Linked DNA regions of Homo sapiens: region 1 is linked to region 2. Evidence: read pairs that join two places in POLR2A ChIA-PET (ENCODE). Cell type or tissue: OCI-LY7. All regions are shown on one strand. Links, peaks and the distances in the headings refer to the core of each region. The heading gives the core; the rest is flanking DNA. Region 1 has its middle 140 kb from the start of SGIP1. Region 2 has its middle 79 kb from the start of SGIP1.

The links. ChIA-PET counts read pairs that join two places held together with the same protein. Peaks named below come from ENCODE experiments on the same cell type or tissue, not always from the same donor. Only the 100,000 strongest peaks of a DNase experiment are listed, where the experiment ranks them.
Region 1: POLR2A ChIA-PET joins it to region 2 with 11 read pairs; 3 of 35 experiments call an interaction of 5 or more read pairs at or near these places.

What each region holds. Positions count from the first base shown.
Region 1 is chr1:66,387,887-66,404,470 of GRCh38, reverse strand. No RefSeq gene overlaps it. Among named protein-coding and RNA genes, the nearest start is that of SGIP1, 140 kb to the left of the region's middle. RefSeq lists enhancers at 2,965-3,094, 3,225-3,274, 3,365-3,444, 2,936-4,135, 6,989-7,168. In OCI-LY7, for the core only: no CTCF peak of the experiment used is centred there; DNase peaks (open chromatin) are centred at 3,670, 7,060 and 10,330; H3K4me3 peaks cover 140 bases; H3K27ac peaks cover 2,183 bases.
Region 2 is chr1:66,447,285-66,463,868 of GRCh38, reverse strand. No RefSeq gene overlaps it. Among named protein-coding and RNA genes, the nearest start is that of SGIP1, 79 kb to the left of the region's middle. In OCI-LY7, for the core only: a CTCF peak has its summit at 11,455; no DNase peak of the experiment used is centred there.

The sequences.
Region 1 (16,584 bases), core at 3,237-11,236, 58 kb after region 2:
AGATCTGCATTTAAATCCAGGCTACGTGATCTTGGGTCAGTGATTGCACTATCTAAACCTCTGTTTTTCTCATCTATAAAGTAGGAATCAAAATATTTGCCTCATAGGGTGGTACGAGAGAATGAATGCAAAGTGCTTAGCAGGACGCCAGCACATAGCGTGCACCCAATAAATATTTGCTGTATGCTTGAAAGAATGTTTAGTCACAGCGTTGTGATCCATGGGCCTTTGGCCGGATAAACTAGAAATTCATTTTATGAAGCCAGCATAAGAATGGTGGTGGACTAGTAAGGAATCACAAATGGTGACAAAAATAGCAGTTCTCATGGCAGTGAGGGATTGCTGGGCAGAGAATGGTGACTTGTTCCTCTCTTAAACTGTTGATGATTGGGGCGATAGCATAATTTACAATGGTAGAGAGAAGGCTCCTAGGTGAATTGTAGAGAGGAAGGTGTGGGTTGTAAGCACAGGCATTGGAGACAGACGGATGTTTAATATGTGCTAGACACTTTGCTAGGCTACTAAATTGTTTCCTCATTACAGAATAAGGGTGATAATACCTACTTTATGGGGTTCCCTCTGATTAGTTAATATATTAATTAATGTAACATACTTAACACACTGGCTGGCACAATAGGATATGCTTAGCAAAAAAATAGGTATATTGATATTAGAGGGAAAACATTTTGAGGTTTATGGTCCTCATTGCAATTCTAGTGTTTTTTGTTTTGTTTTTGTCTTTTTTGTTTTAATGCTCCCGGTTTCCATAGCAGTCCATACTGTTTTTTTATTCCATCACCTTGCTGTGTGACCCTGGGCCACCCGCTTTTCTTCTCTAGGCCTCTGTTTCCTAGAGAGTAAGAGAGTTTCCTTGTGCAGTGGATGCTGTGGTGTGCCACCTAAATCCCACCTTTAAAACAAAGGCATTCAGTGCCCCCAGTGGTTGCAAACATTGCCTGCTGATGGCCCATAAGTAAATTCCTCTTTGAAAATGGCTCTCTTTACCAAAGGTAACTGCCTTATCCAAGGTTACACACAACCTCTCCCTGGAAGCTGGTCTGTGCAGAGATACGAAGGTCAGAGAGGTTAATCTGAGACATCTCTAAAAGGCCAACCCAGATTCAGAACTCCCCCATGGGATCAGCTTAAACCTCTGTTTCATTCTATTCAACTCTCTCTGCCCAGTCCTGTTTCCCTTGGTCCCTTATAGATGTTCCCGAGAGCACTCTCCAAGAAACATCTGGCAAAAATCTCCCTCTATGAGTCTGTTTCCAGGAAACCTGACCAGTGGCATTTTGGGTAATTTCAGCTTCAGTCTGTCTGATCTCAAAATTATTTTGGTTTGTTGTATTTGGGTTAGGTTATAAGGAATTGAGATGCATTACAGAGGAAGATCAAGGATATCTTCCCGTGAAATCCTTAATACAGGCTCTTTAGAAAATTCTCTGATGAGGATCTTAAACTAATGTGAGAGTGGGGCTAATACTTTCAAGAAGGACATGAGGTTTTAAGCAAGTAGCAGATGTCATTTCGAGCTGCTGACAAAGGATTTTGGAGCTTGAGGCACACGTAGTACACAACTCTATTAGACATGACTTTCAAGGACCTACATGGAAACCTGGACATCAAGCCTGCAGGATAGATGTTGAAAACACTCAAGTTTTCTTCCCCAAAGTGCTGCATGCAGATTCTGCTGAGACTGTATCTTCTTGCCAGCAAGAAGCATAGACATTGGCAAATGCTGCCTCGATTTCAGGACTAGGAAATTATGAAAATCAGCTGGGATAGGGAGATCTGGTACTGTCCAAAAGCACCAGCTTTTGCTGGAAGTTTTCTCCCTGACAGCAGGCATTTCCGTGCTTGGAAGGGTGAGAAGAGCTTGCCTTTTACTGCAGAGATGTAGGGATATTGACCAAGGCAGGATGACCCCAGATGTTCCTTCAGTACCCTTCAGAAAGTGAATAGTGTGCTCAGTCCCTCAGAGTGTGGTAAGAGCTCCTCCAAAAACAGTGTGTGCAAAAGGAGTCACAGCTGCAGCTGGTGTTCGCACTGGTGTCCCTGGGGACCTGACACTTGGAGTCATGTGAGTCCTCTGTCTGGCTCAGAAGCAAAGCTGCAGAGCCAAGAAGCTAAATCCATTCTTCACAAATACTCCCATGAGGGGAGGATGCAAAGCAGCCAGGCTAGACTCATAGGAGGCCAGGATGTGGGGATGGTTTTAGGGTCTAAGCAGATGAGCAGAGAAGGAGTCCTTCTTGCAGGTCTAGGTAGAGAACATTTACCGGAAACTCCTGACATATACAGAGGGGTTAAGGATGTGTCTTACAGTCAGAAAATAGACACTTCCTTGGGCAAGGTATTTAACTCTTATGAATTTATATATTCTCCTTCTGTAAAGGGCATTGGCTTTATAAGTTGCTGTGAGGACTCAGTGAGGTCACATACTTGCAGCATGTAGCACAGGCCCTGAGCCTCAGCATGCACTCTGGAGTGATCACTGTCTTTATCTTCATTCTCCAAGGTGGCTGGAGGTGAGAGGTGCAGGCTGGAGCAGTGTGAGCTCTGGGTGCTTTTAGGACAGGTGTCCACCAGGACTCCATTTAGGAGATCCTGCCTGCAACACATAGCAACTTGTGCCTGGAATTGTTATTGTGTCCAGACTGGGTCATCCTCCTGCCTTTGAAGCCTGAATCACTGTCTTTGACAGAAAAGGATTATCTTTCCCTTCAAATATTCCTTAGTAGTTTATTCTAGTCTCTCTTGACTCCAGTGGACATCTAGTTTAAAATAGCAGAAGCGACTAGCGGAGTTATTTTTCTTCATTATTAATGGCATTATTGCAACAAATTTTGATTTATTGAGTGCCTATGTGCTATCTCATTTAATCTTCATTCTCACTACTGAGTGAGGCAGCTTCGTTACACAGAATGAGTTTAAGAAAAAAGAAAAAACGGGGTAGAAGCAACATAGTAGCCAATAAAGCTGGTTCATGAGTACATGTGGGATTCCACCTGGGGATTCCCAGAAATCACTGGAGCATACTCTACAGGACCATGGGTTTTTTTCATGTGGCAAGAGCAGCCACAGTACATGTTAGGAAGTCTTCTGAAATCTCCTAATCCAAGATTTTATAATTTGGTATAAAACATCTTCAATATCCTTCTCCACATCTCTGGGTCAGGATTTCCCTAAGCCAGAGAAAACAAACTTCAATTCTTACCTTTTAACACTCTCCTTGACATGGGAGTTCACCTCTTTAATTAAACCTTTAGGCCAGGCATGGTGGCTCACACCTGTAATACCAGTGTTTTGGCAGGCTGAGTCAGGAGGATCATTTGAAGCCAAGGGTTTGAGATCAGCCTGAAAAACACAGTGAGACCCCATCCCTACAAAAACAAAACAAAACAAAACAAAACAAAATTTGCCAGGCATGGTGGTGTGTGCCTGTAGTCCCAGCTACTCCGGAGGCTGAGGTTGGAGGATCACTTAAGCCTGGGAGGTAGAGACTGCAGTGAACCCTGACGGCACCACTGCACTCCAGTCTGGGTGACAGAGTGAGACCCTGCCTCTAAAACAAAACAAAACAAAACAAGACAAGACAAGACAAGACAAGACAAGACAAGACAAGACAAGACAAAACAGGCTTAGTCCAGGCATGGGGCTGTGAGGGAGAGAAATAGACTGATCTCAGGATTACTGAGAAACGTCTAGCACTACCTGTGAGAGTCAGAACCTCTTTGAGAGCATTTCTCAAAGCTTTCTTGTGGATTTCCCTCCTGATGCACTCCTTTTCCGTGAAATAAGTTAGAACCTTCCCAGATTTCCTTTGATTTGGAAAGGTCCCTAAACACAGGACCTGGCTTCTTTCCTTCCTTTTGTCCTCTTTTCCTTCCTTTCCCTTCCCTTCCCTTCCCTTCCTTTGCTTTCCTTTCCTTTTTCCTCCCCCTCCTCCTCCTCCTCCTCCTCGTTCTTCTTCCTCTACCATTCTCTATCTTTGTGCATTTGGGCAAATGACTCACCTTTCCAAACCTCAGTTTTTCTCTCTAAAATGTCTGAGGTAAATTCTAACATCCCTTTCAGTCCTAAAATCAAAGTTCACACTAACACTCAGAATAGTAAATAAGAACTTGGACACTGGAGTCAGGACTGGGTTTGAAGCCCAGGTTTGCAACTTACTGCATGATCTTAGGCTAGAAGGGCACATTCTTTGTACCTTCATTTCTCTAATATGGAGAGAATGCTGACCTACGGTGAGCAGGATTTGGTGTGATAAATGTATTGAGTGTGCATGTACCTAATTCTGCTCTAAGTTCTTTCTACGTGTTGACTCATTTCATTAGCAAAATACCTCTGTAACAAGACATTTTACTTTGTGAGTGTCTTTGCTCATTTTTCTGTCTTGTTGAAGGTTTTCATTTGTTTGCTCATTTCAGGCTTAATGTCATCATTTTCTAGTTTTGACTCATCTACAAACACAACACAAGGAGTTTTTCTGTCTTCATTCAATATGTTCCTTAAAAATATATTGTAAAGTCCATGGCCAAGAATAGAACATTAAGAAAATAGTGATTAAAACTTTGTATGTTAGAACACTAGAGAATTTTTGAAATATTCAAATGGCTGGACTCCATACCAGACAAAAAAAATCTAAATTTCTGAGTGTGGAGGCAGATATTGATGTGTTGTAAAAGTTTCCTTGTTTAACAGTTGACCAGGACTGCAAACCACTACTCTACATCCTGAATCTAGGGATTCCATCTAGACTAATTTGCCATTAATGAATTTGTGTAAGGTAGTTACAAACTACAATTATGCCTGTCTTATCATTGCAACCACATTTTTGCAATTACCCAGCTATCAAATCTCTCCCTAAAATCAGAATACATTATTTTTAGTATGTTCCTGTTCAGGCTACTCTAGTAACCCTAACAGACAAATGCTAGCTCCTGGTGAAGACTACTTTCATGACTAACTGTTTAGAAATACACTTTAGTGTTTTGCCAAAATTAATGGCACAGTTTTATCATTTCTGAAATTCAGCTTTTTTTGTAAAGGAGAAACTATTTCTAGTCTTCTATAATTTTACTCCATACTCTTCAAAGATTATAAAAATTGGCTCCCTCATCACACCTGCAAACTTTCTTAAAATTTTTTTTTTTTTGAGACAAAGTCTCGCTCTGTCACCCAGGCTGGAGTGCAGTGGTGCGATCTCGGCTCAGCGCAACCTCTGCCTCCCAGGTTCAAGCAATTCTTCTGCCTCAGCCTCCCATGTAGCTGGGACTACAAGCATGAGCAACCACACTCAGCCATTTTTTGTATTATTTGTAGAGACAGGGTTTCACTATATTGGCCAGGCTGGTCTCAAGCTCCTGACCTCGTGATCCGCCCATCTTGGCCTCCCAAAGTGCTGGGATTACAGATGGGAGCCACTGCCCCCAGCCAACTTTCTTAATTTTATGTGATATAATTTATTTGCAGCCTCAAGATTAAAGACTCTTAATGCTCTTTCCCTATTTCTTACCTATTTCAGGTTATAGTGATATATCAGTTATTCATTCAATCATTCATTCAATAAATGCTTGTTGAATATCAACTTTGTACCTGGCACTATGCCTGAAAAAGTTAAAACCCGGGAGTTATCTGAGACTCTGTTCACTAACACCTCTCTCTGATGAAATCCTCTTCACAAATCCTCTTAATCTTCAGCATCCCAACTGTCTCATCTCCTCAATGTGTGCAAGTCATCTAATGGTTTTCTAACAATTTCCTTTTTGCAGCTTAAAAATTTGGATGGACAGCTTACAAATTTGCTCAAGTGTCCAACATCTAGTATGTCTGTCTTTTGGTGCCACAGTTTAATAATCTCTTATACTACCGGGGTAAATGGGTAACTCATTTACCAAACCTGGTGAATGAATGCATGCAGAGCATACACCTGCCCTCTTGGTTGTTTTTGTAAAGGTCTATTGTGTAGCACTCATACTTAAAGATAACTTATGTTGAGAAAAGTTGAAATAAGTTGTCCTTTCTGTTTTTTCCTTCCCACTTACCCTAAGGTAGTTTCAACTTTAAATATTCTGCAATTATACTTCCAAATTCTCTTTATACATTAAGAAAGTTTATTATTATGAAGTCCATCATGTGCCTAATTGTTAAACATTTCAACTCCAATAATCCTCATAAAGTCCCTTGAAGATGGGTACTTCTATGTCTATTTTACAGCTTGGGAAGCTGAGATTCTGAGTTACTAAGTAAACTGCCCAAGTTCCAGCAGATACCAAGTGGCACAGCTGTGATTCAGACCTGGGGCAGTCTTATGACAGAGCCCCTTTGCTTTATGCAGCCACAGTTAGAACACCCAGCTTCAGTCTATTCCAGGTTTACATTGTTTGGTTTTGTTTTTTGAGACAGAGTCTCTCTGTCGCCCAGGCTGGAGTGCAGTGGCACGATCTCGGCTCACTGCAAACTCCACCTCCTGGGTTCAAGAATTCTTATGCCTCAGCCTCCCGAGTAGTTGGGACTATAGGCATGCGCCACCACACCTGGCTAATTTTTGTATTTTTTGTAAAGACAGGGTTTCACCATGTTGGCCAGGCTGGTCTCAAACTCCTGGCCTCAAGCAATCTGCCCCCCTCAGCCTCCCAAAGGGCTGGGATTATAGGCATGAGCCACTGTGCCTGGACAGGCCTATATTGTTAATGGATAATAGTATTCATTCCTACTGGATCCAGATATACCCACTGAGTCTCAACACATTATTCCCATAGCCATTAATTATCCTCAGAATTGGATGTAAGTTGAAGGCTGTTTGTCATACCTTCACAATATGATGGATACTAACCATATGTTAGTATATAATACAATGATATGATGTTGTGTTAATCATAACCTAAACAGATTACTTGCAATTTTACAGCCCTTGTAAAAAAATCTTAATTTTTTTTATCTGAATCCCTCCCCATCCTTTTAGAACAAAGACCGATTCTATATGATAACCAGTGTTCTGCATACTCTGGCCCCTTCCTGCCTTTCCAACCTCATCTTGAACTTCTTTAACCCATTTTTTCTGTGGTCTAGACACAGAGAGAATCTTTCAGTTCCTCAAATAGTCTATGCTCCTTCTGCCATAAAGCCTTTGCTCATGCTTTTCTTTCTGTCTGTGATATTTATCCTTTCCTTCTCTTCTTCCTTTAGACTTTTGCATGCTGTCTCTTGGGCCCTTGGCTAGATCAGACCAGACTACCATCTACCCCTTTAAATTCCATCCAGCTGTCTTTAATGGTGCTTATCATCATTAGTGAACATGCCATTCAGTGTGTCATTATTTAATCTTTGTGTCACTCCTCCATTAACCTTCTAACCCTCAGATCCAGCACATAGTAGGAAGACAATAAACAACAAATACAGATGAATGTCTTCAAATTCTGAATCAATTACAGGAGGCTCCTGAAATACCAGGTTCCTCTGTGCTTTGTGCATTTTAATTTTCAGTATTAATCACAATTAAATGTACAGAAGACTAGGTCAGGAAATAACTTATTTGTAAAATAAGGCAACGTTAGTAAGATGGCAGCCCTTCCCTCCCTGGTGGTCCTCTAGTCACATATATGTGTTTTCCAGCACATGCTTTCTTGTTGGGCTGCTTCGTTTCCATCCAGTGGCGTCGGACACCACGACAGAGGGAAAGGTAGAAGTGCTAGGGTCAGCCTGGGGTTTGTGTTCCAGCTCGAATACTCTGTAGCTGAGCAACATTAGTCACATTGCACATTATTTCTCAGTTTCCTCATCTGTTAAGTGCTTCACTCATAGGACTGTGGTAACACTCTAAATGAGTTATGAGTCTGAAGCACCCACCCGGCACAGAGTCTGATTTGTTGTCTGAGAATTATTTTCCTTCCCCTAGTGTACACTATATACCTGCTAAAACAACAGTGCATTTCTTAAATCAAGTTATATGATTAAAATAGCTGACACTATGTCATGTACATTGTTCTAAGATTTCCCCCATATTAACCCATTGAAAACTCACAAGAGCCCTGTGAAGCAAATACTGGTAATTTCAGCCTCATTTCATGCATGAGGAACTGAGATTCAGAATGATTAAGTAACTAGCCCACAGTCAGGCCAAAATTTAATCCCAGCTAGTCTGGTATGTTCTTATACTGCAACATGATCCTGTGTCTCAGCTGGAGAATTAGCAAGGAACGATGGGCAATGAAGAGCTGGTTTTGAAAAGAAAAATCTCTCCCAATTCTACTATTATCTGGGTGACCTTGGCCAATTCAATTCTCTCTTCTTTAAAATGGGGATACTATCCCCTGTCTCCCGTGTGGAAGCTGAATGAGATGGCAAATGTAAAACCCTTGTACACATTTGTCATTTGCCTGTGGCTAAGACAATTTCTCTTTCTTCTTATAGAAGTATAACCTTTAAGTTTTCTCACCAACAACCTGGCCAGGGTAACTTTGGCCTTTGGCCAGCTCTAGAGCTTCTCGAACAAAAATTGTTGACATTGAGCCCACACAAAGCTGGAAACTCCCAGAGGGATAACTGTGCAGGCTCTGACCCAGCAAGATTTCCCCTGAATTCTACAGAGTTTCAACACATCTGAAACTCTTAGAGAGTAAAGCCCAAAGCTCCGGAAACAGAGAGCCTGGAAAGGAGAAGAAGGAGCTCTACTCTTTTGAAAGAAGGGGAATCTTGGTGATTAAATTTCACAAATGTGGCTCCAGCCATACCGCCCCTGACCTTAAGAACTGTCATGAATGTCTCTCTAGGAAACACTCCTCACACACACACCACCCCAGCATCATCCAGAGTGACGATTGTTAAAAGAAAAAAAATTATCTGACATTGACGTTTGCATTGTCAGAGGCTCCCTGCTCTATAAAGGAGAAGTGTCTGCCCAAGGTGGCCTTACGGTAGATGTAGAGCCCTGGGGAGGGGCTTTGAGTCTGCAGCATGCTTCAACCCTCATCCACGAAAGGGAGAAAATCATGGCTACCTCCTATGGTTATTGTGAAGAGGAAATGCAATAATAAACGTTCAGAGGCTAGGACAAGGCCTAGCCCTTGGGAAGCACCCAATGAATGGCAGTTATCATTGTGGTTGTGTTGTAACAGCAGCTAGGCCACTTGCCCAAGATCACCCAGCAAAATAAGTAAAGAAATGAGAACTGTAACAAACATCTCATGGACTGGCAGTCCCAGCTCTTTCTGCCATATGAAGCAGCCTCTCCCCTGTGTGTCTAACCGTCAGCTTCTTACTTTGTGTGGTGAAAGGGCTAAACCATATTAGAGAGTGTTGTGGGATAAGCAGTGTAAAAATGCCTCCCGCAACTCTCCACTTCACTCCATCCTATGAGATCCTACACCATTAAAATTACTCCCAGCCCCTTATCCCTCTGGGTTCTCTGGACCCCTGAAAGTCTCCCTGAAGCCTCAGGAACTCCCTGTGGGATAAAGGCACATGTAGATTTTTAAAAATGGTGTTTTACTCCAAATTCTTATGTTTTGCTAGGTAGTGGGTTCCAGGTGTGACATCTCACTGTCAAAGGGATATCTGTGACCCACAATAGTCCCGAGCCCAGGGATGGTGGATCTGGCTGTGTCCTGGCCTGGGTCAGCTTTGCCAGTAAAACAAAGGCCATGTTCCCGGTCCGCGTGAGGCCTGAGGGGATGGGACCCTTGTTCCCGTGGCAGCAGGTGTACAGGGGCAGGTGGCACTAACAGGTTGTGGAGATTTGAGCTGGGGAAGGCAGTCTGGTTGGTGGACAGGCAGGAGTTTGGGGGTAGACAGAATTACTTGTTTGCCTTAAATTAGCTTGGGATATTACATAGGTGATTTTGCTTCTCTGAATTTCAACTTCTCTGCCCGTGAGAGATCTTAATGCCCTTCTTGTGGGGCCCATGGGAGAATTCAGAGGGTAGTTCATGTAAAGTGACCCAATATGTGGCTGTTCACATACCCGTTCCTCTTCTCTTGGAATACAAATACAAATAATGGATCTGGGTCCCCGGAAGATGAAAGAAGAAGATTAAAAAGTTAACAACAATCCTTCAGAATTATTAATGTTCTATGCAATAAATTGTTTTATTGTCTCAATAGCCATATGAAATAGAGACCATTATTATGCCCTTTTGACAGGGAAAGTGGAGAACACTGAGAGTTGGAGAGGATAAATGACTTGCCCATCACTATAGATGTGGCAGAGCTGGGACGTGAACACAGGCCTCTGTCTTCTAAGCTCACTGGCCACCGAAGCATGTCTGTCATCCATGAACAGAGCTGGCTGTGCTCAGTCAAGCAGTTGTTGTCCAGGCCTCCTTTCAGCATTTCTGGAGACTCCCTGCAGCTGATAACTCTTTTGAGCAAAGTTCTGCTGCTTCCTCTTTTGGTATGGCCTTGTTTCATCCTTTTCTTCTGAAACACAGATCCCCTATTAGCTGTCCACTCTGAGCCACATGAGGGGAATATGCAGCTGGGGCAGGGGAGATGGCCCTGGCCAGTTAGATCCTCCTGCACTATGTCCAGGCTGGCCTGAGCCTGGAGCTGGGGCTGTTGGCTGAATTTGGCTGCAGTCCATCAGGGATGTACTTCCATTTATCTGCTGGTCCAGTTTGCCCAATCCCCTATTGGTACATGGCTCCTCCTCTGTCAGGGCCTAGCCCCCGCTGTTCCCACCTGCCACTCCCTTCCATTTCCCACACCCTGCTGTTGACTTCCCATAGTCCTCCCTCGCATAGTCTTCAAGGCCTTTCACAATCCAGCCACATCAGATGTCAATCCTTCCTGCCCCCACACCCTACGTTGCTGAACTTCTCATCACACGGTATCAAAGCCCTGGGCCTTTGCACATGGTTCTTTTTGCTTGGCACGCCTGTACATTTCTGCCCTTTTTCAATGGCAGACTCCTTCAAGTCCTCCCAGACCAAGGCCACCATCTGCCACAACTCTACCGTTCACATTGTAATCTATGGAATGACCCCAGCACCACTGCTACTACTACTGACACCTACTTTTAGATAAAGGAGATCTGAGTGTTAGGGCAGGAGTGGAAAACCATGGTGTATTTGGATGTGAGGTGGGTAGAATTTGCAGATTCCCTCAATTCCTTCACCTCTCAAATAGGCATGCAGCCTTCCAGATTGAAAGGAACTCAGAATCTGCTCAGAGGTCTATGCAGGCGCGGGTTGGTCTCTTGGGCAGCAGGACTAAGGCCTGGTCATAGCTCTACTTTCTGGTCTTAACTTTTCAACAAGAATGGCCAGAACTTGAGATGAGTTGGAAAACTACCCTTAGCCTGCCGTGTCCCCAAGAACACTGGGGGCTGGTGGCTTCTCCCTCTGGGTGCCTGTAAAGGGATCCTTTGAAATAGGCTATCTTGGGGAGGCCTATTTGGCTGCACATTTGGGGAGGCACATTTACTCTGCTTGCAAATAGCATTTGGCCTTCGCCAACCATCTAGCTTTCTGATTCTCTGGTTTCTTTATGGGAAAAATGAGAAGGCAGGTCAGGTTTTTGTTAATGTTCTTTTCTAGAGTCGATATCCTATGAGCTGGTGATCAAGCCTTAAAAATTTTTAATTAATTTTTTTCCTGATTATAAAATAATGTATTCTAATTGTAGAAAATCTGGACAACATAACATGAAAAAGTGTAAAAAAAAAGCCAATCAAAAGCTTAGCTCTGAGAAAAAGTTAATATGTCAGGGATAATTTTTCTTTTTTCCTGTAGTATGTATTTGCATGCTCAAGTATTTATTTATTAAATATTTATTATACAGCTTTTAATAAATTTAAACCTAAATATAGCATTACGATGTATAATTATTATTCAAAATATTAGTTTAATAATATCACAGGATTCCATTATATAATTATTTTCATGTTGTTAGATACTAAGACTATTTTATGTTTTTTGCCATTGTTAATATTGTAATGACTATCTTATCTTAAACCTATGTGTACATTTAAATCATTTCCTCAGTTCTATTTAAAAATGGAATTAGTAAAGAATTGGCAGGATTTTTTTAGGTTTTTGATATATAATAGTCAAAAGACTTCAAAAGAGTGCACTGCTTGACACTTCTTCCAAAAGTGAGCATGTAGAGACTTGAGTTTTATTTATCACATATAGGGTTTGATTTTTTAAAAATAGTTTTATCAGTTTGAGAAATGGTAATCTGTTTTTATTTTAACTTGCATTTCTTTTGTTACTTATAAAGTTAACATTTTTCACACAAAATTGGCCATTTAGATTTCTTTTTAAATGAACCCTTTGTTCATGAGTTTCACTCATTTTTTTGTGTGTATAGTATTCATCTTTTCTTTCTTTCTTTCTTTCTTCTTTCTGTTTTTTGTTTTTGTTTTTGTTTTTTTTTGACAGGACATCACTCTGTCACCCATGCTAGAGTGTAGCAGCAAGGTCACAGCTCACTGTAGCCTAGAATTCCTGGGCTCAAGGGATCCTCCCATGTCAATCTCCTGAGTAGTTTGGACTAAAGGCATGCACCACCATACTTGGTTAATTTTTTTATTTTTAATTTTTTGAGAGACAGGGATCTTGCTATGTTGCTCAAGCTGGTCCCTAACGCCTGGCCTGAAGCAATCTTCCCACTCCAGCTTTTTGAATAGCTGGGATTAAAGGCACAAGCCACCGGACCTGGCATGTTTTCTTTTTCTTCTTGATTTAACAATCAAAATCAACCCTTATTGATTTTTGAGACATCTATTATACAAGGCCAATAATCATGATTCATACATGTGGCAAATATTTTCCACATGTATTATTTCCTTTAACTTGCTTACAGTGAGTTTTGATATAAAGATTTTAAATTTCATGGAGAAAAGATTTTTTACTCTATACTGTTCCTTCTTTTCATGCTTCGAAAAATCTGTCTCTATCTTGAGATCAGATGGTCTCATATACTTTCTTGTAATTCATTTCTATCTTTAATCAATTTCAATTTAAGTGACATATGAAAGGGGCAACTATTTTTCTCTAATAATTAATAAATAGCTCCACATTAGATCAATATTTATTCAGCCTTCCTTTCAAAAATCACTTACTACAAAGCCTCTAGTCCACATTAAAATCTTACACATAGGGAGCTCAGTTTATAGGCTATTTTGTTTCATGTGTCAATTTTCTTAGCCAGTAACATTATCCCTTTTCTTAAGCATTATAGTTCTGTAATAATTTTAGTTACCTGGAAGTTCACGTTTTATATTTTTTATTTTTATTTATTTTATTTTATTTTATTTTATTTTATTTTATTTTATTTTAAGACAGAGTCTCGCACTGTCGCCCAGGCTGGATTGCAGCGGCGTGATCTCGGCTCACTGCAAGCTCCGCCTCCAGCATTCACGCCATTCTCCTGCCTCAGCCTCCAGAGTAACTGGGGCTATAGGCACCTGCCACCACGCCCGGCTAATTTTTTGTATTTTTTAGTAGAGACAGGGTTTCACCATGTTAACCAGGATGGTCTCGATCTCCTGACCTCGTGATCCACCCCCCTCGGCCTCCCAAAGTGCTGGGATTACAGGCGTGAGCCACTGTGCCCGACCCATGTCATCTATTTTTTCTTTCAAAATGTATTCAGCTACTCTCTTGCTTTGACCTTTTCGATGAATTTTAAAATCAGGTTGTTACCATGGAATACTATGCAGCCATAAAAAAGAACAAAATCATATCCTTTGCAACAATATGGATGCAGCTGGAGACCATTATCCTAAATGAAGTAATGCAGGAGCAGAAAACCAAATACCTCATGTTCTCACTTATAAGTGGGCGCTAAGCATTGGGTACTCATGGACATAAAGATGGCAACAATAGACACTGGGGACTACCAGAGTTGGGAAGAAGAGAGGGTGGCAAGGGTTGAAGAACTATTGGGTTAGTACCCTGGGAAAGGGATCAATTGTACCCCAAACCTCAGCATCCCAATATACCCTTGTAACAAACCTGCACGTGTACTCCTTGCATCTAAAATAAAAGTTGAAATTATTTGTTTTAAAAGAAGATGTGAAAAAATCAAGTTGTTAAATCCTCTCCAAAACTACCACTGATACTTTTCTTAAAATTACGCTGTTTATGTCTGAATTTGAGTTGGATTTATATTACCATACGGAGTCTTTTCACCCAGTGTAATGCATATTACCACTTAGTAAAGTCTTTTAAAGTTTTTCTTTATGGCTGTAAGTAAAGTCTCTGAGTTCTTAGAGGTCCTACTTACTTCCTCTTAAGTTTGTTTCTAGGTATTTAAAAATATTTTTGCCAAGCTATTGACAGAGGCAGACAAATGCCTAAGCAGATAGGGGCAGGTCCCTGGCAAAACCCCATGTCCAAGCTAAAGACAGTTTAAAGCCTGAAAACCAAGCTACAAGTTAAATCTTCGGACTGGATTGAGTACTTGTCGTCTTATTTGGCACACATTCATCTGATTAATCTCCACCCTTCACTTATTTAACATATACCTACCTTTTCCTAATTGGTTTTTCTACACAGTCATGCCCACCTTTGAGTGGTGTCTTCACTTTAACCTTTTTGCGTACTCACAAACCAATCAGTATGCACTCCCCATTCTGAGTCCATGAAGGGACCCAGACCCAGCCATGGGGCAACTATCCACTCCCACAACCCTCACCCCACATCACTTCTCCACTGAAAGCCATTTTCATCGTTATTCTCCATCTTCCTCACCCTTCAATGCCCTGCATATCCTCATTCTTCTTGAGCATGGTACAAGAGCTCAGGAACCACTAAACGCAGGTATAAGCTATAACACAGATGAACTGGGGCACATCAGCATGGCTGAGAGAGGCCCAGGTGGGGTGTTGCCAGCCAGGGGTCCTCAACTTGCAAAGTGACCGAGTAGAAAAATCCTACATCACTATTAGAAATGTGATTTTATTTTTTATTACACTTTCTCAATGGTTATTATATCAGATTTTATATTTATATTTTACTTCTAGGCCCAGCTTACTGATATGTCTTATTAATTTAACTTCAAGTGTAGCACACAAATCAAATATAAATAACATTTTTTGTTTCTTAATGGTACTAAGATGCAGTGAGTTCAGTTTTATTCCTGTTCTTAAACTACATCCACCCAACACCAAGTATTTCTTTATACCCATACCCAGTGCCTTTCATTTGGCCCATGCTGTGCTTGGCAGTGGAGCTCAGAAAGTTCCACTTTATATTCACCTTTCAGAGTTAATTTGTCCTTCAGAGTCTTCTCCCCCAACCCTCCCTTAAACCACAGTGAGAAGTTGAGTGTGTGTATTAATTATGCTTTCTGGCAGCCTCATGATGCTCATTTGGAGGCTTCCCGGACTTGGCAGCACTGACTTCCATTTTAATTAGCTTCTCAGGAGGTGTTTGCACAATTCATAAGATAAATAAGCCTGCACTGGAAGTGGGAAGCCCAGTTTATAGCAGCCTGGTCTCCTGAGTAAAGCTCCCTGGAGCAATGTTTCTGAGAAGAGTGATCTAAATTGTGACAAAGGAAACAGTGGACTTGGTTGAACTCATCCTCACTATGGATCGGAAGCTTGGGCTGTTGCTGGAAATTAGTGCAAAGCTGAACCATATTGGAGATCAAAAAGGAAAGAAAAAATTAGTAATTCTGATTCTGTCTGTACTTTAAAAATTTATACTTTGTTCATCATTGGCTTTTAGCATTAATTTTGATTTTTCAAGAATTATTGCATTAAAATATTCTTTATTTTGATTACTGAGGGTTTTTCTTGGCATTCCCTTACATTTTGTACCTGATATGAGTACCTTATTCATCTCACTATCATCCTGAACCTGCTCGAAATGCCCCTATAGTGGGTTGAACTGTGGCCCACCCAAAAAATATGCTCATGTCCTATCCCCTAGAGTCTGTAAATATGACCTTATTTGAAAAAAGGATCATTGCAGATGTAATTAATGATCTCAAGATAAGATCATCCTGGATAATCTAATGCAACTTAAGTCCAATAATAAAGATCCTTATAAGAGACAGGAGAAGAAAAGACACAGGCATACAGAGACAGAGGAGGTTTGTGAAGATAGATGCAGAGATTTGAGTTTTGCAACTATAAGCCCAGGAATGCCTGGAACTACCAGAAGTTGGAATAGGCAAGAAACATTGGGAGGGAGCATGGCTCTGCCTGTACCTTAATTTTGGACTTCTGGCTGCCAGAACTGTTAGAGAATAAATTTCTGTTGTTGTAAGCCTTCAAGTTTGTAGTCATTTGTTAAGGCAGCTTTAATCAACTAATACAGTCCCAAAGGCAAGTGTGTTGATAGAAGTCTATAAGCCAGACTGGGGAGAAACCTCAACCCTTAGGTCCAAGCCTGGGCAGCTGTAGGTGTTCCAAAGTTAGCAGAAAGAAACAAGCACAAAAGAAAAAAGTTGAAGGCAGTTTCTGGTGGATAAAATGTGTGTGTGTTTGTGTGTGTGTGTAATTTTTGTTGATTTATCAAATGTTTATTGAGTACTTTCTATTTGCCAACCCCTGTGTCAGGCACTATGTAAATGCACTAACACATTTGCACATAAATGCCCAAGCACAGATGTGCATGATTTAAA
Region 2 (16,584 bases), core at 5,135-13,134:
GAAATGTAATTTATATTACCTGTTTATCAGCCTGAGATGAAATTTGTTATACCTAGAAAAACAGAGGGACTTTCTTATACATTCATTTATTCATAGGATAAATATTTATTGGGTGACCATTATGTGTCAGGCACTGTTCCAGGTGCTGGAGATAAAACAGTGACTAGAGTAAACAGAGTTGAAAAGAAACTATGAACAGAGTAAACAGATTATCTATAGAATGGGAGAAAAATTTTGCAAACTCTGCATCCAGCAAAGCTCTGATATCCAACATCTATAAGGAACTTAAACAAATTTACAAGAAAAAAACAAACCACCCCATTAAAAAGTGGGCAAAGCACATGAACAGACACTTTTCTGGTGTTACCATCTAACACCAATCAGAACGGCTATTGATATGGTTTGGATTTGTGTCCCTGCCCAAATCTTATGTCAAATTGGAGGAGGGGCCTGTTGGGAGGTGATTAGATCATGGAGGCAGGTTATCTTTGCTGTTCTCACAATGGTAATTGAGTTCTCATGAGATCTGATGGTTTAAAAGAGTGTGGCACTTCTTCCTTTGCTCTCTCTCTCCTGCCACCATGTGAAGAAGGTGCTTGCTCTCCCTTCACCTTCCACCATGATTGTAAGTTTCCTGAGGCCTCCCAGTCATGCTTTCTGTTAAGCCTATGGAACTGTGAGTCAATTAAACTTCTTTTCTTCATAAATTACCCAGTCTCAGGAAGTTCTTCAGAGCAGTGTGAGAACAAACTAATATAGCTATTATTAAAAAGTCAAAAAATAACAGATGCTGGCGAGGTTGTAAAGAAAAAGGAATGCTTATACACTATTGGTGGGAGTGTACATTAGTTCAGCCATTGTGGAAGACAGAGTGACAATTCCTCAAAAACCAAAAGACAGAAATACCATTCAACCCAGCAATCTCATTCCTGGGTGTATACCTTAAAGAATATAAATCATTCTGTTATAAAGACACATGCACACTTATGTTCATTGCAACACTATTCAGGATAGTAAAGATATGGAATCAACCTAAATGCCCATCAACAATAGGCTGGATAAAGAAAATATGCACATATACACAGTCATTTCCATAGATCCTCTGAAATCTAGGAGGAGGTTCCCAAATCTCAGCTCTTGTCTTCTGCACACCCATAGGTCTAATACCTCAAGCCACTGAGGCTTGGGGCTTGCACCCTTTGAAGCCATGGCCTGAGCTGTACCTTGACCCCTTTTAAAGCCATTACTGGAGATGGAGTGGTTCGGTTGCAGGGTGCTATGTCCCAAGTCTGAACAGACCAGTGGGGCCCTGGGCCCTGCCCAGGAAACCATTTTTTCATCTTAGGCTTGCAGGCCTGTGATGGGAGGGGCTGCCATGAAGATCTCTGAAATGCCCTGGAGACATGTCAGGGCAAGACACCACCATTGTCTTGGTTATTAGCATTCTGTTTCTCTTTATTTATGCACGCAAATTTCTGCAGTCAATGGGGTTTCAATTTCTCCCAGAAAAAGGGGTTTTCTTTTCTACCACATGGTCAGGCTGCAAATTTTCCAAACTTTTATGTTCTGCTGTCCTTTTAAACATAGATTCCAATTTCAGACCATTTCTTTGTGAACACAGATGACTACATTTTCAGAAAAAGCCAGGCCACATCTTGAATGCTTGGCTGCTTAGAAATTTCTTCCACCAGCTACCCTAAATCATCTCTGTCAAGTTCAAAATTCTACAGATCTCTAGGGCACAGGCAAAATACCACCAGTCTCTTTGCTAAAGCATAGCAAGAGTGACCTTTACTCCAGTTTCCAATAAGTTCCTCATCTCCATCTAAGAAAAGCTCAGCCTGGACTTCATTGTCCCTATCACTATCATCATTTTGATTAAGTCCATTCAACAAGTCTCTAGGAAGTTCCAAACTTTCCCACATCTTCCTGTCTTCTTCTGAGCCCTCCAGACTGTTCCAACCTCTATCCATTATCGAGTTGCAAAGTTGTTTCCACATTTTCAGGTATCTTTATAGCAGTGCCCCACTTTCTCAATACCAATTTTCTGTATTTGTCTTTCTTCACACTGCTATAAAGAACTACCTGAGACTGGGTAATTTATGAAGGAAAGAGGTTTAATTGACTCACAGTTATGCATGGCTAGGGAGGCCTCAGGAAACTTATAATCATGGTGGAAAGTGAAGGGGAAGCAAGGCACATCTTACAAGGTGGCAGCAGAGGAGAGAGTGAGGGTGGGAGTGCCATACTTTTAAACCATCAGATCTTGTGAGAACTATCATGAGAACAGCATGGTTCTCATGGGGAAAATCCACCCCCATGATCCAATCACCTCCCACCAGGTCCCTCCCCTGACACATGGAGCATACAATTTGAGATGAGATTTGGGTGGGGACACAGAGACAAACCATATCATACACCATGGAATACTATACAGCCATAAAAAAGAATGAGAGCATATCTTTTGTGGGAACATGGATGGAGCTGGAGGCCATTATCCTTAGCAAACTAACACAGGAACAGAAAACCAAATACTGCACGTTCTAACTTATAAGTGGGAGCTAAATGATGAGAACACATGGACACATAGAGGGGAACAACACACACTGGGGCCATTTAGAGGGTAGAGGGGGGACGAGGGAGAGGATCAGAAAAACTAACTAATGGGTACTAGGCTTTATACTTGCATGATTAAATAATATTTAAAACAAACTCCCATGACACACATTTACCTATGTACTATAACAAACCTGCACTTGTACCTCTGAACTTAAAATAAAAGTTAAAAAAAGAATGTTGATTCTGTTCCACAACAGAAGATTCCAGAAACATGACAAATCTTAACTAATACGAGCCTGGACAAGGGGAACTGCCTCTGCTATGGGAAAAGCACAAAATCCTGCCAAGTCCCTTCTACCCTAAGGAACAAAAGACTTAAGTTGTTGGTGGAAGGGCAGCAAAACTTCCCACAGGGTCTGCTTAGGAATTTGGTTGAAGTGCAACAACAGAAAACATCTCTCACTCCCCGTTACCATACTAGCAAGCGCCAAGTAACAAGTGATAGCAGCCTACTGTTGGGTAAAAGGCCAGAAAATTGAAGAGACAACTTCTTTGATATGCAGATACTCAGAGAAGGCCTAAAACTGAGGATAGATCAGGCACATTGAGTAAAATTATCAGGTAAACCAGTCTCCATCTTAAGCATAAGGTAATGCCAGAGGAATGAAACTGGCAGGGCACTGAAGCAACAATACAACTGAAACCCAGCTGAATTTCTGACCATATTGACTCAAACTCCAACACTAATGACCAATAGAAGAATAAGTATTCCTATTTCTAGGCATAAATACTATTTATCTTAATGTCTACTGTCCTGTATACTTTATCCAGCATGCAATAAAAAGATGTAACAACCACTGTCAAGAGATGAAGCAATCAACAATCTAACTCAGACCCTACCCAGATATTGGAACTATCAGGCAGGAATTTAAATTAACTATGATTAATTTATTAAACACTCTAGGAGAGAATAGGGACAACATGTATGAATAGATGGGAAATGTCTGTCTAGAGAATCGAAAATAAAGAGAAAGACAAATAGAAAAGCTTAAAGTAAAAATCATTGCAACAGAAATGAAAAATTACTTTAATGAAATTATCAGAAGAATCAATATAGCTGAGGAAAGAATCACTGAACTTGAAGAAATCACCCAAAGTAAAACACGAAGAGAAAAAAAGAGTGAAAAAGGAAAAGAGACAGAGAATACAGGAACTCTGGAATACTATCAAGTGGTCTAATATACATGTAATTAGAACCCTGGAAGAAGATAGAAAATTAAACAGAAAAAGTACTTTAAGAGATAACAGCCAATATTTTTCCCAAAATAATGAAATATGACAAACAACAGATCCAAAAATTTGAGAGAACCCCAAGCACAAAAATATTAAACACTACACACACACACACCGCAAGATACAGCACACTGCTGGAAATAAAGTTATAGAGAAAATGACACATACAATGAGAAACAAAGAAAAGAAAAAAGTTGCAACAGACTTCTTGTCATAATCTATGCAAGTGTGCAGACAATAAAGTGATATCATTGGAGCACTTAAACAAACAAAAAGTCTGTAAACCTAGAATTCTATACCCAGTGAAAATACAGTTTAAACTGAAGGAGAAATAAATACTCTTTTAGACAGCAAAAGCCAAGATCTTTGATTATCAGCAGACCTGCACTACAAGATGTGTAAAGACAGCTCTTCAGGCAGAAGGAATTTTACGAGAGAGAAATTTTGATGTATACAAAGAATGAAGATTTCTGGAAGTGATGAAAATAAAGATAAGTATAAAAGTTTTTTCTTTTTAATTACTCTAAAAGATTATTGGTTTTCTAAAGCAAAAATAAGAGTGATGTATTTTGGCATATGCAAAATTAAAATGTGTGACCGCAATAGCATCACTAGTTATGGGAGGGAGGAATTGGAAGCATGTGCTATAAGGTTTTTAAAGCCTTCGAAGTAGTGTGATATTGTTTTAGTAAGACTGTGCTTTATTTTTATTTTTATTATTGAGATAGGGTCTCATTCTGTTGTCTAGGCTGGAGTGCAGTGGTGCAATCTCAGCTCACTGCAACCTCCACTTCCCAGGTTCAAGCGATTCTTGTGCCTCAGCCTCCTGAGTAGCTGGGACTATAGGCACTCGCCATCACGCCTAGCTAATTTTTGTATTTTTAGTAGAGATGGGGTTCCACCACGTTGGCCAGGCTGGTCTCAAACTCCTGACCTCAGATGATCCACTTGCCTCAGCCTCCCAAAGTGCTGGGATTACAGGCATGAGCCACTGCGCCCGGCCTAAGACCGTGCTTTATTAATGATGCACATTATAAAGCTTGAAACAGCTACTAAAAATAAAACATTTCTAAAAGATATATGAATAATAGGCCAAAAGTGTAGATAAGATTGAATGTAAAAAGATAACCAATCCAAAGCAAGCAGAAAAAGAGGAGCAAAGGATGGACAGAAAAATTTAAAACAACTAACAAAATGGTAGGTTTTAATAAGAATATATCAATAATTATATTAAACAAATTGTCTAAACATAACAAAAGACACAGATTATCAAATTTAATAAACAAGCAACTCATCAACTCTATATAGTCTTTAAGAAACTCATTTTAAATACAGGTTAAAATTAAAAGAATAGAAAAAGATGGATTATAAAAACACTGATCAAAAGAAAGGTGAAGGGACTAAATATCAAAGTAGACTTTAGAACAAATGTTATCAGGAATCATGAGGAACATGACATAATGATAAAGAAGACATGGCAATCATAAATGCGTATGAACCTAACAATGGAGCTTCAAAATACATTAAGCAAAAACTAATGGAATTAAAAGGGAAATTGATAAATCCATAATTATAGTTGGAAATGTTAATTTTCTTCTCTCAGTAATTAATAGAACAGATAAATTTTAAATATCAATAACTTTAGAGAACATGTGAGTAACACTGTCAACAAACTTAACCTACTTGGCATTAGTAGAACATTCTATCCCACAATAGAACAATAGCACAATACACATTATTTTCAAGTGCAAATGGAAGTACACCAAGATTGCCATTTTCTTACTCATAAAACAAACTTTAGCAAATTTAAAAGAATTGAAATCATACAAACCATATTCTCTGATCGTACTGAAATTGATCTAGAAATCAACAGAAAAATACCTGGAAAATTATGGGGAAAATGGAAATTAAACAATGCAGTTCTATGTAATCTATGACTCAATGAGTAAGGCATAATGGGAATGAGAAAATGTTTAAAAATGAATGATAATAAAAACACAATAAATTAAAATTTGTGTAATGCATCTAAAGCAGTAATGAAGGGAAAGTTATAGCATTAAATGCTTATATAAGACAAGAAGAAAGACCTCTCATCAGTAATATGGGTTTTCATCTTAAGGAACTAGAAAGAGAAGAACATATTAAACCCAAAGCAGAAAGCAAGAAATCATAAAGATCTGTGCAAAAATCAGTGGAATAGAAAACAGAGTAACAACAGAGAAAATCAATGAAATCAAAAGCTTGCTCTTTGAGATCAATAACACTGATGAATCTCTAGTTATGCTGATCAGAGAGGGAAGCCAAAAATAATCAATACTGGGGATGAGAGCAGTGAAATCACTACATAGTCCACAGTAATTAAAAGATAACAAGGGGATATATGAGCAACGTCATGCCAATAAAGTTGTTGCCACGGCTGAGTGTTTTAGGGGAGTGTTTGGCTGGATGTTTTAGGGCACTGATTGACTATAGATAAAATATTTTTTGTGGGTGATGGAACTATTCTATGTCTTGATTATAACATACAGCTGCACAGATGTATGTGTTTGTCAAAATTTATAGGACTGTACATTAAAATTGTTGAATTTTATCTTATTTAAATAAATTTGTTAGTGCAGTTTAAGGCACTGTATTGTGTCTCAGTCATCCTTAACATATGTCGTAGCCATATATAACTTTTGGACTTTTTCTTCTCTTGTTTTCAATTTACATAGATTAAAAGAATTGTTAGATATCAAAACATTTATTTATTAAAACTTCTTGTCATAGACTGGAGGAGAATATACAGCCATGAAAACTACGTACAATATGGCGTCTTGAATTGGATCCTGGAGCAGACAATGGGATTACTGGGAAAACTGGTGAAGACTGGAAAATAGAAAAAATAGAGTCTCCAGGGAACTAAAAATAGAATTAATGTACAGTTCAGCAATCTTGCTGGGTATCTACTCAAAGGAGAAGAAATCATTATATTAAAAAATAGCTGTACTTCTATGTCTATTGCAGCATCATTCACAATAGCAATGATACGAAATCAATCTAAAATGTCCATCAGTGGATGACTGGATAAAGAAAATGTGGTATTTATGCATACAGACACATACACACATATACACACACACAATAGAATACTGTTGAGCCATAAAAAAGAATGAAATCATGTTCTTTTGCAGCAACATGGATGGTACTTGAGGCCATTATTTTAAGTATAACCGCTCAGAAACAGAAAGTCAAATACTGCACATTCTTACTTATAAGCGGGAGCTAAATAATGTGTACACATTGACATAGAGTGTGGAATAATAGACATTAGACAATCAGAAGGGTGAAACGGTGGTAAGAGGGTAAGGGATTAGAAATTACTTAATGGGTACAATGTACGTTACTCAGGTGATGCATACACTAAAAGCCCAGACTTCGCCACTGCACAATATATCAATGTAACAAAACTGCACTTATACGCCTTAAATTTATACAAATAAAAAAATTTAAAAATAGAGTCTGAAATGTATGATTTTTAATTTAAGTATATTTTTAAAACTAACAAATGTAAGAAATTCATATGAAAGCAAGATTTTTAAAGACACAACAAACAAAAGCATGTCTTGGTGCTGATGTAGTCGAAGGGGGTGCCAGGAGCACCCACCATTGGCCACCGCTCCAGTTGGCTTATTCACTGAAGCAAAGCACCTAAGTTGGGAAAGATACGCGCATGAGCATGTACAGCTTGTGTCTCCTGGTTAATTCTGGAACATATGATACTCACCATTCAATAATAGGGAAGGCTCAGAATCCCCCCAGTGATTGAAGGTGAGGGCGCCAAATATGTCACAGACATCTGTGGGCTAATGGCAAAGAATCCTAAATTAAGAACTCAACCATTTTTGGCCGGGCGCAGTGGCTCACGCCTGTAATCCCAGCACTTTGGGAGGCCGAGGTGGGCGGATCACAAGGTCAAAACATCGAGACCATCCTGGCTAATACGGTGAAACCCCTTCTCTACTAAATATACAAAAAGTTAGCCGGGCGTGGTGGCGGGTGCCTGTAGTCCCAGCTACTCAGGAGGCTGAGGCAGGAGAATGGCGTGAATCGGAAGGCAGAGCTTGCAGTGAGCTGAAACCGCGCCACTGCACTCCTGGGCGACAGAGCGAGACTGCGTCACAAAACAAAACAAAACAAAACAAAACAAAACAAAACAAAACAAAACAAAAACTCTACCATTCTTAATGTTCTACTTTAAAATTTTGTTTATGACAACCTTTTATTATTGAATGAAATATTTCCAGTTGATATAACCATCCATTACTTCTTGAATAAGTTCAGAGTTGTTCATTAATTCCAGGGTTTAACTCTCACACTCCTTTTGCACTCCTGTTCCAATCCTCGTGCTTTCACTCCACAGTTTGGCATTCGCCTCTTCTTTCACATCTAGCATCTGAGACATTTCTTTTAGGAAATTATTCCACTGCTGTTTCTCAAAATTCACATTTCTATTACTTAGGTGTCCTTGGTGTCCTTCAATCTTTTTGCTGGAATTTCTACATAGTTAAGTTTATATATTTTTTCTTTAGGGAAACAAGCTTTCTGGGTATTACTTTAGCATGTTAATTCATCTATGAAAAGAATGGCCAGCATCCCTCAAATCCCCAATGCACACAATAAAAAGCATCCAGAGTTCTTCCTTTGGAATCAAAGAGAACATTCACAAGAAATTAATATTGTTTTCTTTTCATGATTCGGATAAGCCTTTGGTCTATATTCCTTTAAGAAACTGACTACAAGAGCAAGGGAACTTCTTGCTAATTGAAGAGATTTTCTTTCTCATTATAGGTTTAGACTACACTGCTTCCACCCATAATTCCTCCAGATTAATGAGTTTTCTTAGAATGTATGCATACAGCAGGTAAGAATATTCAAGCCACATACTTAGACATATAGGAAATTTTTTTTTTCCTCTTGAACTAAACATGGCTTTTTCCTTAAGTTCCTACTCCATCAGTAATGGGATGCAACATTGCCAATTAAGAGTAAAGTTTGTCATACCCGGTATTCTTAGGTGATTCAGGAAAAATGCTGTCCCTTTATACTTTTTCCCAATTTTTTTTCCCTCTGCTATGGCATTTAGGTTTCTGGGGGCTCTCAGAGTCTCCTGACAATAGCATAATGGGGGAATTGCCCTGGCCTCCAGGCACCGTCAGCTCCTTTACTTTCCAGCGTCACATCCACGATTCTCTAGGCTGCACCAGAAGCACGGTGCTCCTCTCAATGCTCTGACAGCCAGTGAAGGAGCTCAGAGTCTGCCTCTGGCCCTTGGGCCTGGAAGTCTCAGACAGTGTCTCCTCTCTACTCCCAAAACCATGATGACATAGGGAATGGGTGCTTGCTGCCTCCCAGTACACAAGAGAAGCAGAGCACAGGACTCCATCCATGACTCCAAAATCCCCAATTTTCTCTAAGTGCATTCACCACCTTGGAGTTAAACCCACGGAGGACAGGGATCAGCATCTGCTTTTCAAAAGCCCTCACCAGTTTCTCTGTTGAATTCCTTGGAACTCTCTCTCCTCAACTCAGAATTATTTTAATATCCCCTCAATGCCTGTGCTTATTTATGTGTGTGTGTGCGTGTGTGTGTGTGAGAGAGAGAGAGAGAGAGATGGGTGAAGAATGAGACGATAAGGTGGAGAGAAAGACGACTAGAAGAGTATTCTTACAGAGCTATAATTTATACCAGGACTTCAGTATATAAATTTGCATATATCTGTATAGCTTAATGTGCCAGACTTTGAGAGCATGCAATGCACAAAGCGGGGTAAAGGGGGACCTCTGCCGCCCCATTCTATCCCAGGCTACAGCAGAGACACACCATCCTGGAAAGCAAATTATGACTTGGAGTGCTGGGTGGAGAGAGGAAAGGCCTACAATTTTAGGGTAGCTTCTGACAAGGACAGTCCTTAGAGAGGCAATGGAAGTTTCTTACACTTGCTCTCTGAAATAGGAGGGGGCTTAGCAGGAATCTAGTCATTCATTCATTTAATCAATAAATAATTACTGAGCACCTCCTCTGTGCTAGCTCTTATTCCTTTCTCCATGAATTGTAGTAAGAGCCTAATGAAGAGATTTGCTTAGAAAGTGAGAGATGTACACTGAGCAGTAAAACTTAGAGGTGAGCACCATTGTCCCCAAAAGAACCGAGAAATACTGATAATGGTTTACCAAAAGCTTGCTACTGCCAGGCACTGTTGTAAAAGATTCACCAACCTTTCATGGACTCTAAGATGCATCCTTTGTAAGATGTATTATTATTTTATGAGCCACTAAGAAAGAAAAAAACTGTGGCCAATTAAATATGAGCCATGCTTTCTTGTCACTTTGAATTTTTATTTGTTCTTATTGAAAAATGATCCTTATTTGGATGTAATTTTAAAAATTAGAGATCATACTTGTTCACACATAAAAAGGAAAATATAAGTAAAATAAATTATTTAATCAATTTCTAAGCCTTCTTTACATTTGGAGTCTGCCCATTCTCAATCAGTTTTGACAGAATTGCCAAAGTCCGGGTTTGTCTACATAATGATGTCAGAGCCATGAAGAGACTCATACTGTCATATTTTTTACCAATACTTCACTCCGGGATTCCAGTTCCAGAATTTTCTTCCAAGCTGCTGACACCCATTTCCCAGTTTTGATACTTGAGCATCTTAGATCTGACTACAGGGTGTCACACAAAATGTTTTCCAACAATCAGGCTTCATGTTTCTTCCTCAAATGGTCCTTAATGGTTTGTGGCACAGAGCAGATGCAAATGTGTCATGCCACCTGGGACAGCAACTGTCTTAGCTCCTAAGCAATCATTAACCACTTTATCAGGACTGCTGCATGCCCATCAGTGAGTGTAAGCCCTATTCATTCTAAGAAGTTCTTGATCTTGAGATGTCAAAATGTAGGGAAAAAATACGGCCTTATGATTGACGATATACTGCTAAACCATTTAATCCTCGCAACACCATGAAGCAATTACTCTCATCTCCATTTTACAGATAGGAAAGTCAAGACATAGAAAGTTCTGGAAACTTCACACAGAACCAGGATTTTGACCTCAAGCAGTCTGGCTTTGGAGCCCCTCATCACATGGTTCTATCACCAATTCATGTCTGTGCTTAAGGGTCACTTCTCGGGGGATGCTTTCCCTGGACACCTAAACCAGGGTAGCCCCCTTTCCTCTCTAGATTGTAAACTCCATGAGGTCAGAGGCCCTCACTGTTGTATCCAACTATTTATAATAATGTCTGAGACTTAGTAGGCTCTATTTGATGTTTCTACACATCCTGGGGGAAGGAGGAGGCTAATAACAGGGCCCAGGGCATATATAGACTGAAAATACACAGGGACTTACCATTGTTTCTTGTGATCATTATGATAATAGAATAATTTGAAAAAAAATACATTGCAAGGAATCAGCCCATTCAAAATGCATTCACATCTGGCTCTCTCCATAAGCCCATCAGCTCCTTATACCTAAGGACCCATCATCCCTTTTTCAATGGCCCATCACATCCAACCTGTTGATGAGAGAAAGCCTAATGTCAGAATATGCTTCCCCTTGTGGTCAGACCCAGCTGGTCTGGTCCAGTCAAGATATTTATTTAAGATGCACAACACTGATTTTCAGGGAGGCCTCTGTTTGCTAACAGATTGAAGGAAAAGGGCTTCTTGGATTAAACAATGTGATATTTACTAAACAAACACTTCCCCCAAAGGTTAAACTTGTTCCTGTCTACATTGTTTGCCTTCCTGATTAGAAACAACGGCAATAAGACAGAATATGCCTTTTTAAAAATCTTCTTTACTTTGGTACTAGTAAAAACTGTTGGGCTGGGCACCATGGCTCACACCTGTAATTCCAGTGCTTTGGGAGGCTGACGTGGGAGGATTGCTTAAGGCCAGGAGTTCAAGACCAGCCTGGGCAACATAGTGAGACTCAGTCTCTACCAAACAACATAATTAATGAATAAATAAAAATAAAGAACTGTGTTAGCATCCACCCACAGAGACATACTAGGTTTTTCAGGCTGTCAGTCTTTATAGCAGGCACTGCCTTTTTTTTTTTTTCACTACTAAAATACTATTGCTTCCATTACTAAACATCAGTCTGTTCTTTAAAAAATATTTTTGCTTTCCTTAATTTGATGTAGATTCAGCTGGAAACGGGCTAGCTTCATCCTGTTCATCAACTCAAAAGGGAATCCTCAGGTGATTATAACCTACTGTTCCAAAGCAAAACTCATAATGAGATTATGAAGAACAAATAGAGGCACAACATCTTCATGTCTTTGGCAGGAAGAAAAAAGCGAATTACTAAGGACGTTTTAAAAACCTATATTGTGTAAAGCAATATTCTACGTGTTTTACAATAGTAACAAAGTTAATCTTTAAAATAACCCTAGGGGCTCTGATGTAACCGGCCCAATGAACTTCTGTTACTTGCCCAGATCACAGGCTGGGATGTGGGGAGCTTAACTGTGGGCTCTGGCAGGGTGTCTCCAGCACCCAACTTCTTTTTGTTTTGTGTGTATGTTTCATAACCTGCTTATATTTGCTTACACATTCTTTAAATATATGTGTACACAAAGCCACATGGGTATTTTCAGAGGAGCACATGGAACATTATACACATGTAAGTAACACAGTCATTGCCTCAGGGGCTTTTTTCTCAGGTGGCAAATCTGTTGCCTCTCAGAGGCTCTCAGTTACCCTCTCACTACCTTTTCCCAGATAAAAAGTGTACCCTGAAGTGAACCAGGCTCTGGAATGTTCCTGAACCTCCTTCCTCACCTCAGAAAGAACTGCCCTCTTAAGGGTCTAATTTATTGGAAAAATAATACATCCTAAAATGTTAATAATTTCTTATAAGTTAGTATCATAACCTTCCCAGATAACATATCTTTAAATCCATAATATGCAACCTTAATGAAGAGAAATTTAATTAGGTTGATAAGGAAGCTATTTTCTGTCAAGTAGATTATACGGCTCCCTTCTCTTAACCAAAAGGCCTTGGATATACTTGACATCAAGTTAAAATGAACTGGAAAGTCAAGCTTGTGCAGAGTAGGAAAAAAAAAATGAAAAAATGTAGCAATAGATACTTTTAGATTAGGCAGGTACTCTTAGCTAAAATTGTGTATCTTTTCTGAGCCTCTTAGCCTGAGACTGAAATAGATGCAAATGTTATCTCCTGCATCAGAAACAATCAGTTAACTAGAACCTAGTATATCCTGAGCTAAATTAGGTTTTTTACTAGGTACTAAATATAATGTGAGAGAGAAACGAATGTTAGGTTGACATGGTGCTTCCCAAAGCTTGCTTTGTTTAAATGGCATGTTTTGGTCCACTGACAAGGTGATTCTTTTTTCTCTGTCTTTAAATTTGTTAAAAAAAATTTTTTCTGACAGTGAAAACAAAAATAATAGCTCTCTCCTGCTAAGTATTTACTCTGCAATAGGCACAAGCACAGCCCTTCACAGTAATCCTCACAAAAGGTCTATGGAGTGAGTATTCTTGTCCTCACTTTACAGATAAGAAAACAGGGTGCTCAAAATAGCCACTAGCTTGTTCAAGTTTACGTAGCTAATTGGTAGCAGAGCCAAGATTTAAACCAAACACCCATGTACTGTGTTGGATAGTGTCCCCTAAAAGTCATGTGCTTCCCAGAACCTCCAAATATGACTGTATTTGGAAATAAGGTTGTTGCAAATGTAATTAAGTTAACATATAATTAAGATGAGGTCATGCTGGAGTAGGGTGGGTCCCTAATCCAATAAGGCTGGTATCCTTGTTAGAGGAGAGGAGACACAGAGACCCAGACACACAGGGAGATGCTGTGTAATGACGCAGGAGGCAGAGGTTAGAGTGATGAAGATTACTGGTAACTCCAGAAACTAGGAGACAGACATGGAACAGATTTTCCCCGAGAGGCTTCACAGAGAGTGTGGCCCTGCCAACAACTTGATTTTAGATTTCTAGTCTTCAGAACTGTGAGACATTAAATATGCCCGTGGTTCTAAGCCACCCAGTTTGTGGTATTTTGTTACAGTAGCTCTAAAAAACTGTTGGAGCTCAGGACAAATCACCCCTAAATATTCCTCTTGGGCATGCTATTTATTAGCAGATTATTTTGAGAAACTAGATGCAAGAGCGCTCTGAATAGCTACCCTTTTGTAAAATAAATGTGCATCTCTAAGGAAAATTTTTATTAATAAAGATATCTGTATTAAGGAAAGAGCTGCTCCTGAGACAACTCTTACCACCTGAGAGATCCTTATCTGTATAATGAGACCACATTTATTCACTGTACATTTCCCCCCCCTCATCCTTCCATAACTTGTCCCCACTACTCCTTAGGAGCCCCAAACCCCTCTTTCTGTCTGTAGCTCAGGATTCCATAATATATAAGCATCAATCATTCAGCTCTTCTTTGAGTCTCATATTTTTGTGGGACTCCTGTGCATACATACACAATTCAAATTATTTTTCACCTGTTAATATGCCTTATGTCAATTTAATTCATGGCTCAGCCAAAGAACCTGAAGGGTACAGAGAAATCATTTTTTTCTTCCCATGCAAACCTAATACAGCTTGCAATCCTAAGCAATAGACCCTGTCTACCTATTTATTGTAGAAATTTTAGAAAACAAAGAAGAAAGTGTACAAAGCATTCTTGATCCTATGTTCCCAAGTCCATCACTATGGATTGTATATTTTTAAGTTTGTTTTTGCTTCCTCCCAAACACCATTTCATTCAGTTTCATCGTTTAAAAATAGCAGCAACTCTCTTGTGTATTTTCTTTCATTTTATCATTTGATCAGCTCTACTCCTTGTGGGATGTGCTTTAAAAATAGTGAAAATGGCTATTAACCTCAGAATCCTCAGTTTTTTTATCATCGTCATAACCACCATGATCATTTCAGCTCACCATCTCGCCCTACCTTCCTAACTGCTGCTTTGCAAGCCCTCCTCCTGCTTGTGCACCAACTTTTACTCCTGTAACTCCAAATTAGTTGCGTTAGAATTTGCTTCCATCATCTCATCTATGTATCTTGATCATCTGTTTGGATATACTATCCTTTTATATCTCTGGGCTGTGTTATAGGTAATTTATTCAAGTTATATTTTCCAACTCTCTAATAGTCTTTTCATCTTTGTTTAATTTGCTGTTTCATTCAGCCATTGCGATCCGGGTGTGTATTTGAAATCTACGAGTTTTATTTAGTTCTTTCTAAAATCTGCCATATTGGTTTTTAAACTTTTGTATTTATTTTTTGAATGTGTTTTTTTTGTAGAGATGGGGGTCTCACCATGTTGCCTAGGCTGGTCTCAAACTTCTGGGCTCAAGGCCTCCCACCTTGGCCTCCCAGAGTGCTGGAATTACAGACATGAGCCACTGCGCCCAGCCCAGTTTTCACATTCTGTTTTTCTTGCTTTTTTAAAATTTCCTTTTCCATTTCTTTTGACCTTTTACACATGGTTGTTTCTGTTGACAAAAAGCCAAACTCTGTAAAATATTTGAAGAGATTTCTTCTAAGTCAAATGCAAAGACCATGACCCATGATACAGCCTCAGGAGGTCCTGAGAACATGTGCCCAATGTGGTTGGGTTACAGGTTGGTTTTATACATTTTAGGGAGACACAGGACATCAATCAATACATATGAGGTATACATTGCTTTGGTCTGGAAAGGTGAGACAACTTGAAGTGGGGGCTTACAGGTCATAGATGAATTCAAAGATTTTCTGATTGACAATTTGTTGAAAGAGTTAGTTATTATCTAAAGACCTGGAATCAACAGAAAGGAGTGTCTGGGTTAACGTAAGGTGATGTGGAGACCACAGTTCTTATTATGTAGGTGAAGTCTCATAGGCAGCTGCTCTTAGAAGTAATAAATGGCTAATATTCTAATATTTCCTATTCATACCTTTAAAAATGCTAAACTCTCATCTAATCCCTTCAGGGTCAGAAAAATACCTGGAAAGGGAAGGGGATTCTCTGCAGAATGTAAATTTTCCCCACAGGAGACAGCTTTGCAGGGCCATTTCAAAATATGGCAAAGAATTATAATTTGGGGTAAAATACTTTTGTTTCTTTCAGGCCCTGCTATCTGTCATGTGATGCTATGCTTGAGTCAGGTTGGAAGTTGGTATCTTAATGTTACCAGAGTCTGTTTTGTCAGTCTTGAGATCTCTGTTTTAATTTTAATGCTGGACAGTTGTGCCTGAATTCCAAAGAGAGGAGGGTGTAATGAGGCATGTCCAATTCCCCTGCCCTTCGCATCATGGCTGGAACTAGTATTTTATGTTTCTTTGGAATCCCCTTGGCTGACAGGAGGGGTCCATTGAGTTGGTTGGGGGGACTTAGAATTTTATTTTTGGTTTGCATTTCACATTCTTTTTCGGATCACTCCAATATCTGGTCTTTGAAAGTCTAATCTTTCATGTATTATTTCTGCTGTCTCTCATGTGCTCCTTGTGTGTTCTTTGGTTTTGGTTTTTCTGTTTTCGTTATGAGCTATATTTTATGGAATACAATCTGTAAGAATCCAATAACCTATATTGGAGGTGCTGATTGCAGCAATGTAAGTATTTATTTCCAGACAATCCCACCATATAACTCCCTCCTCTGCTCACTTGCTTACTGCTACGGCTGCCTGCTCAGGTTGTAGTTCATTGCTTCTGTTA